2 separate regions of the Homo sapiens genome follow, and region 2 is linked to region 1. The links are chromatin contacts, found by POLR2A ChIA-PET in ENCODE. All regions are on one chromosome and are shown on one strand. Each heading gives the region's core, a stretch centred on a gene start or an enhancer-like site at or near the end of the contact. The rest is flanking DNA. Distances are from core to core; before and after follow the strand shown. Region 1 has its middle 17 kb from the start of TEX2. Region 2 holds the start of LOC107985000 (a long non-coding RNA gene).

Evidence for each region. ChIA-PET counts read pairs that join two places held with the same protein, here RNA polymerase II (POLR2A).
Region 2: POLR2A ChIA-PET joins it to region 1 with 18 read pairs in PC-3. The contact joins two enhancer-like sites. POLR2A ChIA-PET finds 5 or more read pairs at or near these places in 2 of 52 experiments (H1 and PC-3).

Annotation. Positions count from the first base shown.
Region 1 is chr17:64,276,713-64,283,070 of GRCh38, reverse strand. No RefSeq gene overlaps it. Among named protein-coding and RNA genes, the nearest start is that of TEX2, 17 kb to the right of the region's middle. Within about 2 kb of position 4,264, at least 5 of the 41 ENCODE cell types and tissues checked have a DNase peak (open chromatin) inside an H3K27ac peak, as active enhancers do.
Region 2 is chr17:64,957,122-64,963,515 of GRCh38, reverse strand. LOC107985000 (a long non-coding RNA gene) reads left to right here and starts at 752. Exons shown (of 3, transcript XR_001752973.3): 1 at 752-6,324. It also overlaps the pseudogene SLC16A6P1. Within about 2 kb of position 3,700, at least 2 of the 41 ENCODE cell types and tissues checked have a DNase peak (open chromatin) inside an H3K27ac peak, as active enhancers do.

The DNA.
Region 1 (6,358 bases), core at 3,015-5,514:
TATTAAATAATTATGATTAAATGTAAATATAAGTGTAATTAAATTATTACACTAAATAGTCTTCACAACAAGCTTGAGAGCTGGGTATGAAGATTATCATGTTCTTTTCACAGATGAAGAAGCTGTGGCTCAGCAGGTTTGGGGGCAGAGCCAGGAGGAAATCCGCCATCTGCCTCCAGAGCCCTGCTTCGATGACATGTGTCACTCTTGAAACAATGCCACACTCTGGAGGAAGTTTTCCAGATTCCTCCGGAAGAGGACAGAGACTGGCAATTCCGGAAAGGTCATCTAGGGAGTGCCAGGTCCCCAAACCCACTGAGCCTTTGTCAATTACAGATCCCCAGGGCCCCCCACCCCCGACCGCCTGCGTCAGGATTTCTGGGCAGACACAACAAAATTATGTCAAAGCGCCCCAAACACTTCAGAGCCAAGTGGCCCCGCAGCTGGTTTAGGGGCCTTCCAGAACAGTTGGCCCCGGGGGGATTCGATGTGGGTGGAGGACGCAGGTATGGGTTCCTCTCGGACCACCCTCTCTCAGGTGGGCTTCCAGCGGGCAGGGGCCAGCTTTTCTCTGCACTAGTGGGTGGGCTTGCTCCTCTCTGTACATTGGACACAGTGGAGACAAATTTCCGGAAAGGCTCAGGCTGAACACAGGATAGCCCTAAGGGTGGGCTAGATTCATGGAGAATGTATCGCGGACTAGTCAGTCATATAAAATACTTGAGCCATATTTTTGTTCACCTGAGGTCAATTCCATGAGGCCCCTGGGATACCCACTGGGCCCATAGAAGCCCCAAGATAAAAGTCCCAGCGTAACATTTTTGCTACTTATGGAGCTATACCATTGCTTGTTTAATTCTTCCTTGAAATTTTTTTTTTTTTGTCTAAGAGTAGTTGCTTAGTTTGACCACGAGGTAGCGCTAACGGGCTTGGTAGCCAATGGACGGGGGCGTGGTAAGCCTTGTGGACTTAAGAGGAAAATCTCAACATTGCCCCTTTATTAATTAATCAAACCTTGGATTTTTTCCCCCCATTCTGCACTTTCCAAATTTTCTGTATTGAGTTTGCATTGTTTTTACAGAAGCAGAATAAGGGCAGGGGTGGGGGACGATAGAGAATCACTACGCAATGATAATCTGTTATTTTGACATATTAACTTTAGACACTGTCTTTATGTGGCTGTAGTTATAGGATATGTGTATTTGTTTTATTGGAGTGCAGTGGCATGATCACAGCTCACTGCAGCCTCGACCTCCTGTGCTCAAGTGATCCTCCCATCTCAGCTTCCCAAGCAGCTGGGACTACCGGTGTGTGCCACCATGCCCAGGTAATTTTTTTGTTTTTAATTTTTTGTTTGTTTGTTTTGAGATGGTCTCGCTCTGTCACCCAAGCTGGAATGCAGTGATGCGATCTTGGCTCACTGCAACCTCTGCCTCTCAGGTTCAAGGGATTCTCATACCTCAGCCTCCCAAGTAGCTGGGACTACAGCTGCATGCCACCATGCCCAGTTAATTTTTGCATTTTTAGTATAGACAGGGTTTCGCCATGTTGGCCAAGCTGGTCTCGAACTCCTGACCTCAAGTGATCCACCTATCTCGGCCTCCCAAAGTGCTGGGATTACAGGTGTGAGCCACCCCACGCAGCCTGTTTTTATTTTTTTGTAGGGGTCTCTCTATGTTGCCCAGGCTGGTCTCCAACTCTTGGGCTCAAGCGATCCTCCAGCCTCAGCCTCCCAAAGTGCTAGGATTATAGGTGTGAGCCATCAGGCCTGGCCTGTTTTATCATTTTTAAACTTGACTTTATAATTTTTTATGTTACTACAAGTTCTTCATGAACATTTATTACTGCACATTTTACAGTGACCATATATTGAGGGTTCACTTGGAACCATGCAAACACTTTGCTGTGTTAGGTGCATTTTTGTGTAGCCCTCACAATGGGAGGGCCTAACCCATGAGGTGGGTATTATTATCACCCATATTTTATCTGTGAGTAAAATGATGCTTCAAGAAGGCAGGTCACTTAATAGTAAATAAATGGAGGAGTGAGTCTGTCTAACATCCTGCCTTTCTCTAACCACAATGCTATTTCATTGAGTATGACCACGACTTAATTTACCTAGTGTGCCCATTTAATTTGGCCACATTTCATTATCAATAGCACTGCAGAAAATATCTCTATGTAGAAAGTTTATTCTGCATTCAGGAAATATTTATAGAAGTGGACTTGATAGCCTAAACATTTTGAAGACTCTTGATAAATATTCAGTGCCAAATATGAAGAAAAAAAATCAGGAAAACTTAACTCTGGCTGGCTATTTTATGATATTAAGAATTATTGTTACTTTTTCTAGGCATGCTAATGCTGTTGCGGTCGTATATTTTTAAAGATACACAATGAAGTACTTACAAATGAAATAATATATTTGGAATTTGTTTGAAAATGCAATTGAGACAGGACTAGGGAGCTGATGAAAAAAGATTAGGCATGTGTTGCTCATTGGGTTACGGGAATCACAGGCATTGATTCCGCCGCTATCATCTCTGCTTTTGTGTCTATCTGAGATTTTCTTTTTTCTTTTTTCTTTTTTTTTTTTGAGATGGAGTCTCGTTCTGTCTCCCAGGCTGGAATGCAGTGACAGGATCTTTGCTCACTGCAACTTCCACTTCCCGGGTTCAAGCAATTCTCGTGCGTCAGCCTCCTGAGTAGCTGGGATTACAGATGTATACCACCATGCCCAGCTAATTTTTGTATTTTTAGTAGAGACGGGGTTTCACCATGTTAGCCAGGCTGGTCTCGAACTCCTGACCTCAGGTGATCCGCCCGCCTCGGCCTCCCAAAGTGCTGGAATTACAGGCATGAGCACCCAGTCTTTTTTTTTTTGTTTGAGACAGAGTCTTGCTCTGTCGCCCAAGCTAGAGTGCAGTGAAGTGATCTCAGGTTACTTCAACCTCCACCTCCCGGGTTCAAGCGATTCTCCTGTCTCAACTTCCCGTGTTTGAAATTTTCTATGATTAAAAAGCTTCAAATATCCAGATGAGGAAACTACCGAAAGAAAAAAAAAAAGCTTAAAATATAGCTATGAAACAAAAGATCTGATAGTCTACAGGACAAGCTAGCCCCGTGATTCCTCTTCTGCCTAATTAGTGAGACACGCAGAATAAAGGAGTAGCTTTCTAGAACAGTTTTGTTCAACCTCCTCTCCCATCAAACAAAAGTTAAGGTCTCCCTAAAACCAAAACACATCAATCTATTTTGTTTTTCAAAAACTTGTGTTTATTTATTTTATTTTAATTAATTAATTAATTAATTATTTTGAGACAGTGTTTCATTCTTGTTGCCCAGGCTGGAGTGCAATGGTACAATCTCGGGTCACTGAAACCTTTGCCTCCCAGGTTCAAGTGATTCTCCTACCTCAGCCTCCCAAGAAGCTGGGATTACAGGCATGTGCCACCACGCCCGGCTAATTTTTGTATTTTCAGTAGAGATGGGGTTTCACCATGTTGGCCAGGCTGGCCTCGAACTCCTGACCTCATGTGATCCACCCACCTCGGCCTCCCAAAGTCATGCCTTACAGGCGAGAGCCACTGCACCCGGCCAAAAACTTGTATTTATTTTTAAATAAGATTATAAAGTTGGACAGAATTTTAAAGGTCTGGTCCTTATTCTTTTAAACTTCTGATTTTTTTTTTAATGGAGTCTTGCTCTGTCACCCAGGCTAGAGTACAGTGACACAATCTTGGCTCACTGCAGCCTCCACCTCCCTGGGTTCAAATGATCTTCTCACCTTAGTCTCCCAAGTAGCTGGGACTATAGGTGCGCTACCAAGCCCAGCTTTTTTTTTTTTTTTTTTTTTTTTTTTTTTTTTACTTTTTTTTGCAGAGACGGGTTTCACCATGTTGCCCAGGCTGGTCTTGAACTCCTGAGCTCAAAGCAGTCCACCTATCTTGGCCTCCCAAAGTGCTGGGATTACAAGCATGAGCCACCACACCCAGCCATAGTCAATAATCTTGTGACAATTTTACATACACACTTCCCAACTGTAGTTTGATGCAGGCTTTGTTAAATTTCTGGAAATGTCTAGTGTTCCCCTTTATAGTAAGGAAACTCACCAACCGTTATTGGAGAAAGTCCCTTGGGAGAGGTCACAGCATCAAAAGGAAAGAGAGTTACACCTCTTGTCAGTTTGTAAACACACAGACACACACACACACACACACACACGCACGTGCTTACACATCCTTGGTTTTACTCACATCCTTCTCCCTACTCTGTCTGGGCAGGCACTTCCTGTCCACCCTCCCACATTATTTTCCCAGGACTCTCATGCCTTACCTGGCCAACTCTGCCAGAATCAGCAGCCAGGCTTGGGCCTGTCACACAGGACTCATGCTGGTTCCCAGTGGGCTAGACTCAAAACCACACCCCTCTTAATAGATCTTGGTTTTTCAGTCTTCAGAAGTCCTTAAGAGAAAGCAAAATTTAGCATACCCCATTCACTCTTTTTTGTGCAGACTCAGCCACAGAAACAGGAATTTCCTCATGGTACTGCTCTGTTCCCTAGATGGGACTTGTCAGTTTGAAGCTTCTGCAGCCTAGGACGAAGTGATGTCTGTCACACCTTGCGGAACAAGAACAGAAACTCAGGGCCAGGCAGGTGGCTCACACATGTAATCCCAGCACTTCGGGGGCTGAGGTGGGAGGGTCGCTTGAGCCCAGAAGTTTGAGACCAGCCTGGGCAACATAGCAAGACCCTATCTCTACAAAAAATATAAAAATTAACTGGGTGTGGTGGTGTGGGCCTGTAGTCCTAGCAACTCAGGAGGCTAAGGTGGGAGGATCGCTTGAGCCCAGGAGGTGGAGGCTGCAGTGAGCTGGGATGGCACCACTGCAATCCAGCCTGGGAGACAAAGCCAGATTCTGTTCTCAAAAAAAAAAAAAAAAAAAAAAAGAACAGAAACTCTCTGGTTCATCCCAGCAGCTGTTAGCCTAAAAATATCTCAACTCAGCATGCAGTAACTTTTTTCTCTCTCTCTTTCTGGCAGATGAGGCTGGAGTCAGACAGGACCTTTCCAAACGCTAGCTGGATAGAGTATGTTGTGTCTAGAAAAGCTGAGAGAAGGACAGAGAAGAACTGAGAAAGGTTTCCTTGAGTTCAACAGGCCCAGAGAGGGCCCTTCACGGGCCCCTAGTGGATTTCACTCTTTCAACAAGTGTTTCTGGAGGGTCTCTAAAGGGTCTGGTCTTAGGAAAGGAGGGAGGGGACAAGGTCCAATTTCTGCATTCCTGGAGTCCACAATTCAAGAGCAGAGATGCTAATAAGTATGTGTATGGCTCTTTTGATGTGTCACAAGGGAGATACACAAGGGACCTCAGGAGAGGACCGGAGGGACCTAGGCCATTCTTGATTTACAACCCTGGGCCAAAGGAAATGTGTTGTCAGGGCGACAAGGCTTGATTTCATCTTTAGAGGAAGGAGAACTGAAGCTTCTGAGTCCAGTAAAGGTGAAGAGGTCTGAGAAGGAGATTGGTATTGATAAAAAAAAAAGATTGGGATTGAATATGGATTAATCTCCAGAAAGAGAGAAAAGAAAGGCAAGGTTTCAAGTTGTTCCCTGGGGCATTCTTTGTCAGCATAAAGGTTAAACAGAGTATATAGCAGATAAATGGATTCTATAGCCAAGTTCTTGAAAAGGTCACTGAGACACAATCCCAGCTGCACAGGAATCCTGAGTGATGCCAGCTAGGCTCCAGCCGTCACATCCTTCAGAGCTGCCGTGAGCAGGTCTCTATTAATTGCTGCCTGTGGTGGGGATTCTTTCCTGCTCACCGCCCATAGGCGGGATCCGTGCAGATGAGGACCAAATCTTCTTATCAGGCATTGTAAATTTTGGCACTCAACTTTTCTCTGTTGCCTAAACACCATTTTTTGTTTGTTTGTTTGTTTGTTTGTTTTGAGACGGAATTTCCGGAATCTCGCGCTTTCACCCAGGCTGGAATGCAGTGGCACGATCTTGACTCACTACAACCTCGGTCTCCTGGGCTCAGGTGATCCTCCTACCTCAGCCTCCCAAGTAGCTGGGACTACAGGCATGTGCCACCATCCCCAGCTAATTTTTTTGTGTTTTTGGTAGAGACGGGGGTCTCACCATGTTGCCCAGGTTGGTCTCGAACTCCTGAGCTCAAGTGATCTGCCCATCTCAGCCTCCCAAAGTGCTGGGATTAGAGGCATGAGCCGCCGCACGCAGCCCCTAAACACCATTTGAACAGCAATCATGGAAATTGAGAAGCGAAAAAGAAACACCAGTGATCCTGTCACTCCCTGTATCAACGTTTTATTTATTTATTTATTTTTATT
Region 2 (6,394 bases), core at 2,451-4,950, 680 kb before region 1:
TCCCTAGGGAGGTAGCATTTGGAAGTGATCAAATTGAAGGGTCACACTGCATATACATCTCAGGCAAGGGAGTACCAAGCAAAGGAAACCACAAATGCCAAAGCCTGAAGCTTGCAACAAGAAGAACAATTCCAGAAACAATAAGAGAGGCTGGGTGTCGTGGCTCACACCTGTAATCTCAGCACTTCGGGAGACCGAGGCAGGCGGATCACCAGTTCAGGAGATTGAGACCATCATGGCTAACATGGCAAAACCCCATCTCTACTAAAAATACAAAAAAAAAAAAAAAAATTAGCCAGGCATGGTGGTGGGCACCTGTAATCTCAGCTATACTCGGGAGGCTGAGGCAGGAGAATCACTTGAACCCAGAGGTAGAAGTTGCAGTGAGCCAAGATTGTGCCTTTGCACTCCAGCCTGGGCAACAAGAGTGAAACTCCATCTCAAAAAAAAAAAAAAAGTGGGGGGGCTGGGCGTGGTGGCTCACGCCTGTAATCCCAACACTTTGGGAGGCCAAGGCGGGCGGATCATGAGGTCAGGAGATAGAAACCATCCTGGCTAACATAGTGAAACCCCGTCTCTATTAAAAATACAAAAAATTAGCCGGGCGTGGTGGCATGTGCCTGTAGTCCCAGCTACTTGGGAGGCTGAGGCAGGAGAATTGCTTGAACTTGGGAGGCAGAGGTTGCAGTGAGCCGAGATCATGCCACTGCACTCCAGCCTGGGCAACAGAGCGAGACTCTATCTCAAAAAAAAAAAAAAAAAAGCCAGTGGGGCTAGTATAACAGGAGCAGAGGGAAAAGAAATACCATCGGGCAGTTCACGCAGGGCTCATTGCCAAGGATTTATGTCAGACTTGTGCTGTAAGAAGATTACTCTGGCTACTGTATGGAAAATTAAGATGGGGTGGCATGTTGCAAGAGTGGAAGCAGGCAGGCCAGCTAGAAGACTACTGTAATAATCCAGCTAAGATGATATTGGCTTGGATCAAGGGTCCTGATGCAGTTGGCAGAAGCAGTCAGCTCCTGGATATATTTAGAAAGGAGAGCCGATTGGATGTGTGGAGGAGTGGGTTTGAGGAGGAAGATCCAGAGTTCTGCTGAGGACATTTTAAGTTGAAGATGCTTAGTTTATATCCATGCCCTGCCATGCAGGCAGATGTAAATCAGGAGCTCAGGGACAAAGTTGAGACTAAGAATGGGAGGTGTCGATGCAGAGAAGGTACTTAAAGTTTTGGTTGAATTCCAGGGTGTATAAGTTGTTAGGGAAGTTAGCGTGCTTGTTCTTGAGTTGCTGGAAAGGCATATAAATGACACAAATACATGGCCACAATATGTATTTTCTCAATAATATTTGGGGAAATGTTCTGGGCATCAGGTTTCCCGTCTAACTTTCCCTGTAGGAAACGGATAGTCATTGAAGTAATTTTGATTTGGGTGAGTTGTTACACGGATAGCGAAGTTGTAAGTTCTCTTGCCACTTTTCTTGTTCTGCACCTTTCGAGAGTCATTATGAGAACTGAACACTAGGGGGACCCAGTTTCCTTACTTATGCAACGGCGGCTGGCCCAGCTGTACGCTACGATCGCCCTCACTTAGGACACATGCAATATAAACACAAATCTGAAAACAAGGGCAGCTTCTCTTTTCTCAATGCAATGTATATTTATAGCAGTGATCATTTTTGCATGTAACATGTCTGAATTCCTTAAATAGGTCATTTTAAGTAATGTGCATAACCATTACAATTTTTCTTTTTTGAGACAGGTTCTCACTCTTTGCCAAGGCTGTGTGCAGTGGTGCCATCTGGACTCATTGCAACCTCTGCCCCCTGGGCTCAAGTGATCTTCCCACCTCAGCCTCTCGAGTAGCTGGGACCACAGGCATGAGCCACCACACCTGGCTAATTTTGGTTTCACCATGTGGCCCAGGCTGGTCTTGAACTCCTGAGCTCAAGCAATTCACTCACCTTGGCTTCCTGAAGTGCTGGGATTATAGGGATGAGCCACCACACCTGGCCACCGTTTAAAGATTTAAAGGCAATGGTTTCTAAACTCTAGTTCCTTGTGAGCCCCATATTTGCAAACTTGTGAAAATAAGGATCATGATTTCTTATTTTTTATTATTATTATTATTTTTGAGATGGAGTCTCACTCTGTTGCCCAGGCTTGGGTGCAGTGGCGCGATCTTGACTCACTGCAACCTCCACCTCCCAGGTTCAAGTGATTCTTCTGCCTCACCCTCCCAAGTAGCTGGGATTACAGGCGTGCACCAACATGCCCGGCTAATTTTTGTATTTTTAGTAGAGACAGGATTTCACCATGTTGGCTGGGCTGGTCTCGAACTCCTGACCTCAAGTGATCCACCCACCTCGGCCTCTCAAAGTGCTGGGTGGGATTACAGGTGTGAGCCACCATGCCCAGCTGAAGGATCATGATGATTTCTAATTTACAATAGTTGAATTGGAGTATGGAAATCTAAATCTAATAAATACCACCTGGTGATTTGAATCTGTGCCACAAGAATGCTGACATAGAATCCATTTTCTATTTTATCACCAGGTATTAAGCAAAGGGAAAGGCAAATAAATGCTCAAAAGCTACATTACATGCTATTGGAGTATAAAATGTATAACTTTGTTAAAAGGTTTGGACACATTTTGTATTAGTTACGGATACATAGGTCTTAAAAGAGTACATGATCTTAATTCTTTTTTTGAGACGGAGTTTCGCTCTTGTTGCCCAGGCTGGAGTGCAATGGCGCAATCTCGGCTCACTGCAACCTCCGTCTCCCGGGTTCAAGCAATTCTCCTGCCTCAGCCTCCCGAGTAGCTGGGATTATAGGCATGTGCCACCACGCCCGCCTAATTTTGTATTTTTAGTAGAGACGGGGTTTTTCCATGTTGGTCAGGCTGGTATTGAACTCCCGACCTCAGGCGATCCACCCGCCTCGGCCTCCCAAAGAGCTGGAATTATAGGCGTGAGCCACTGCGCCCGGCCCAACTCATTTTTATAACTAGAATAATTTTAGTTTTGGGGAGAGAAAGTCTACATAAGGTTTATACTGAAACTTCTTGAAGTCAACAATCTTAAAGCAGAATCTTTTTAATCAGGAGAAATGAAAACATAATTAACAGCCTGGTGTGGTGGAGGTGGAGGTTGCAGTGAGCCAAGATCGCACCACTGCACTCCAGCCTGGACAACAAGAGTGAAACTCCATCTCAGAAAAAAAAAAAGGAAAAAAAAAGAAAACATAATTAACAAATACGTTAGCTATAATGCCAAGCACGGTGGCTCACACCTGTAATCACAGCACTTTGGAAGGCCATGGTGGGCAGATCACTTGAGGTCAGGAGTTCAAGACCAGCCTGCCCAACATGGCAAAATCCTGTCTCCACTAAAAATACAAAAATTAGCTGGGTGTGGTGGTGCATGCCTGTAATCCCAGCTACTTGGGAGGCTGAGGCAGGAGAATTGCTTGAACTCGGGAGGTGGAGGTTGCAGTGAGCCAAGATCGTGCCACTGCACTCCAGCCGGGGTGACAGAGCAAGACTCTGTCTCAAAACAACAACAACGAAAAAGTGTTAGCTGCTTGATCTTTCCTATTTTGGGGCAGTTATGATCTAAGAATTACTTTGACCACAATGAATCCTTTCCCATGAGTCAGGACTGTTAGTTTTCAGAGCTTTGCTTCTGGTGGTACTGATCTGTGCCAGTGTTACAGATATGTGGTGAAGGAGCTAGAATTTTTTTTTTTTCAGCTTGAGAGCTAATTGTGTGTGTGTGTGTGTGTGTGTGTGTTTAACATTTTTATGTGATTGAAAAAATATATATTTCCTGTATGAAAATCTTGTGAAATTCACATTTCAGTATCCATAAATAAAATTCCATTGAAACATTGCCACATTCATTCATTTATATATTGTCTGTGGCTGCTTTTGACCCTCAATGGCAGAGTTGACTAGACAGAGGCCTCATGGCCTGCAAAGCTTTAAATATTTACTATCTGGACCTTTACAGAAAAAGTTTGCCAAACCCTGGCATGTAGAGTCTGTGCTGTTTACTTACAGGTTGCAACAGTTCTTGGAACGATTCTGTAACTGGTTGTAGTCTTTAACTATTTGCCGTTATGACTTTTGATAGGCTTACTCTGGCTACCATGATATCATTTCATTCATGTATTTTTCATTAATAATTAAATACCATCGCTGCTTTCATTCTTAATTCTTAGATGAAAACATGCTTCTTCATTTGATTATATTGTTTAATTTTTATTTCGCTCTCCTGTTATTCATTACTTAATATTTCCCTTGAATTATTTAGTCTTTTTCTAAGGTGCTGTAATTTGCATGAAAAACTCAACATAAAATAAAATTGTCCTGCTTTCAATGACCAGAAAAAATGATTTAAAAGTTCAGGCCACACACGATGGCTCACACCTGTAATCCGAGCACTTTGAGAGGCCGAGGCAGGTGGATCACCTGAGGTCAGGAGTTTGAGGCCAGCCTGGCCAACATGGTGAAACCCCATCTCTACTAAAAATACACAAAATTAGCCAGGCGTGGTGGCGGGCACCTGTAATCCCAGCTACTCGGGAGGCTCAGGCAGGAGAATCACTTGAACCTGGGAGGCTGCAGTGAGCTGAGATTGTGCCATTGCACTCCAGTCTGGGCAACAAGAGTGAAACTCCATCTCAAAAAAAAATACTAGTAAATATAAATAAATAAAAAGTTCAGTAGACACTTCTTGGGAAACTTTATGTGTCTCTAGTAGAGTTAAAAGGTTTTGCAGAAGATAAACGTTAAAAAATTATTTATTTGGAGTGAATCTTTGGTGAGTTTTTATAACTTTAATTGCATCAAATACTGAATGCTGTGAGAGTCAATAAAAAAATCTTATAACAGAAGAAAATCAGTATCTTTAAATAAAAAAGCCATAAATGTATTGCAAATCTAGAAGTACCAGAATGTCACTAATACAGAACAAATCAGCAATCTTGTTTTTATTTTCTTCCAAACATTTAAAACCTTGATTATTGACATACTGAAATTGGCATGCATTCTCTTTTCATGCAGGTAACAGAATAGACATGGAGCAGATCCCTCTGAAATCAGTTATAAATATTAAATTGTATTGAACATTCATAGTAAAAATACGTTGTAAAGTGCTGAAGTCATGTAAGTCTGCAAAACTGCCACAAGCTCAAAGTTCTTCTCAAGCAGTGGCAGAGATTTGCTATATCCACCTTGTTTTAGATTATGCCTGTTTTTGACAGACACTGTGTCATTTCCTCCCCCACCCTCCCCAAAGTTTTATAGATTGTCCTATTTCTATGGCTGGTAAGATGCTCTACAAAATGTAGCAGGTGGTGATGAACTATGCCACTTTCATTTCAGTGCAGAGAAATATTCAAGCTTGTGTGTACCTGTAACCAAACTAGGCTTGTTATGTTTTTCCCCCGAGTTGTCATAAATTAACATTAATGATGAGTAAAGATGGAGCAGCGAGCATTGACCGTCACCTGCAGGGTGAGATTGCAGTAAAATAGGTGAGTAAAAAGTCCACCTATTATCCTGACACTTGTCCTCTTTACAGAAAACTGTAACGTGAGCAATACTATACATGTAGTGTGACTCCAAAAATAAAAAATAAAACAAACAACAACAACAACAACAAAAAAACAATGACCAGTTACCCGATACCTCTGGCAACTTAGAACAATCAAGTTGTGAGTTATAGAAGATGTAAATTGCAACTTGTAACTCGCTATAACATAAATGTCTCTGTTACCCCCATGTGAAATACAGAAATGCTTCAACAATTAGATGGTTTTTTCTTTAAATCAGAAATGCTTTAACAGTTCAATGAAATATAATTCTGATCAAAGAAGTTCCTCAAGTATTCTTAGATGATAAAACAAATTATTTTTGAAAGCTAAGGTGATTTGCTATCCGTTATTTTTTCCCCTTTAAATAGCACATGTTGCCCTTAATCAAATGGAAGAATCATGACAACTTGGCCTTTTATGAAAGTATTTTTTACAAGATAAGACGTATTCTGTGAGGCATTTAAAGGACTGCAGAAAGGAGGTAAAAATGCTGCTTATGTCTCAGATTTTATTTCTTTTGATTAATCATCCTAGAATAACTTAATAATAAATAGCGGTTTAAATTAAAGACACTACAGTCACATATTTCTGTATAACTAAAAGCAACAGGAAACACATTTTTAAATGCCATTTTGTATATTCTGTACTGAAACACTTCTGGTAAGGACTGGCCATAAAAAGAAGTGGTAATCTTCACATTTATGAAGTTCAAGTTATATATGTACTTAAAATTTGCTTATTAGTAAAATGTTTGGTCTTAAACTATACTTCATTTCCAGCAAGCAGAAGCC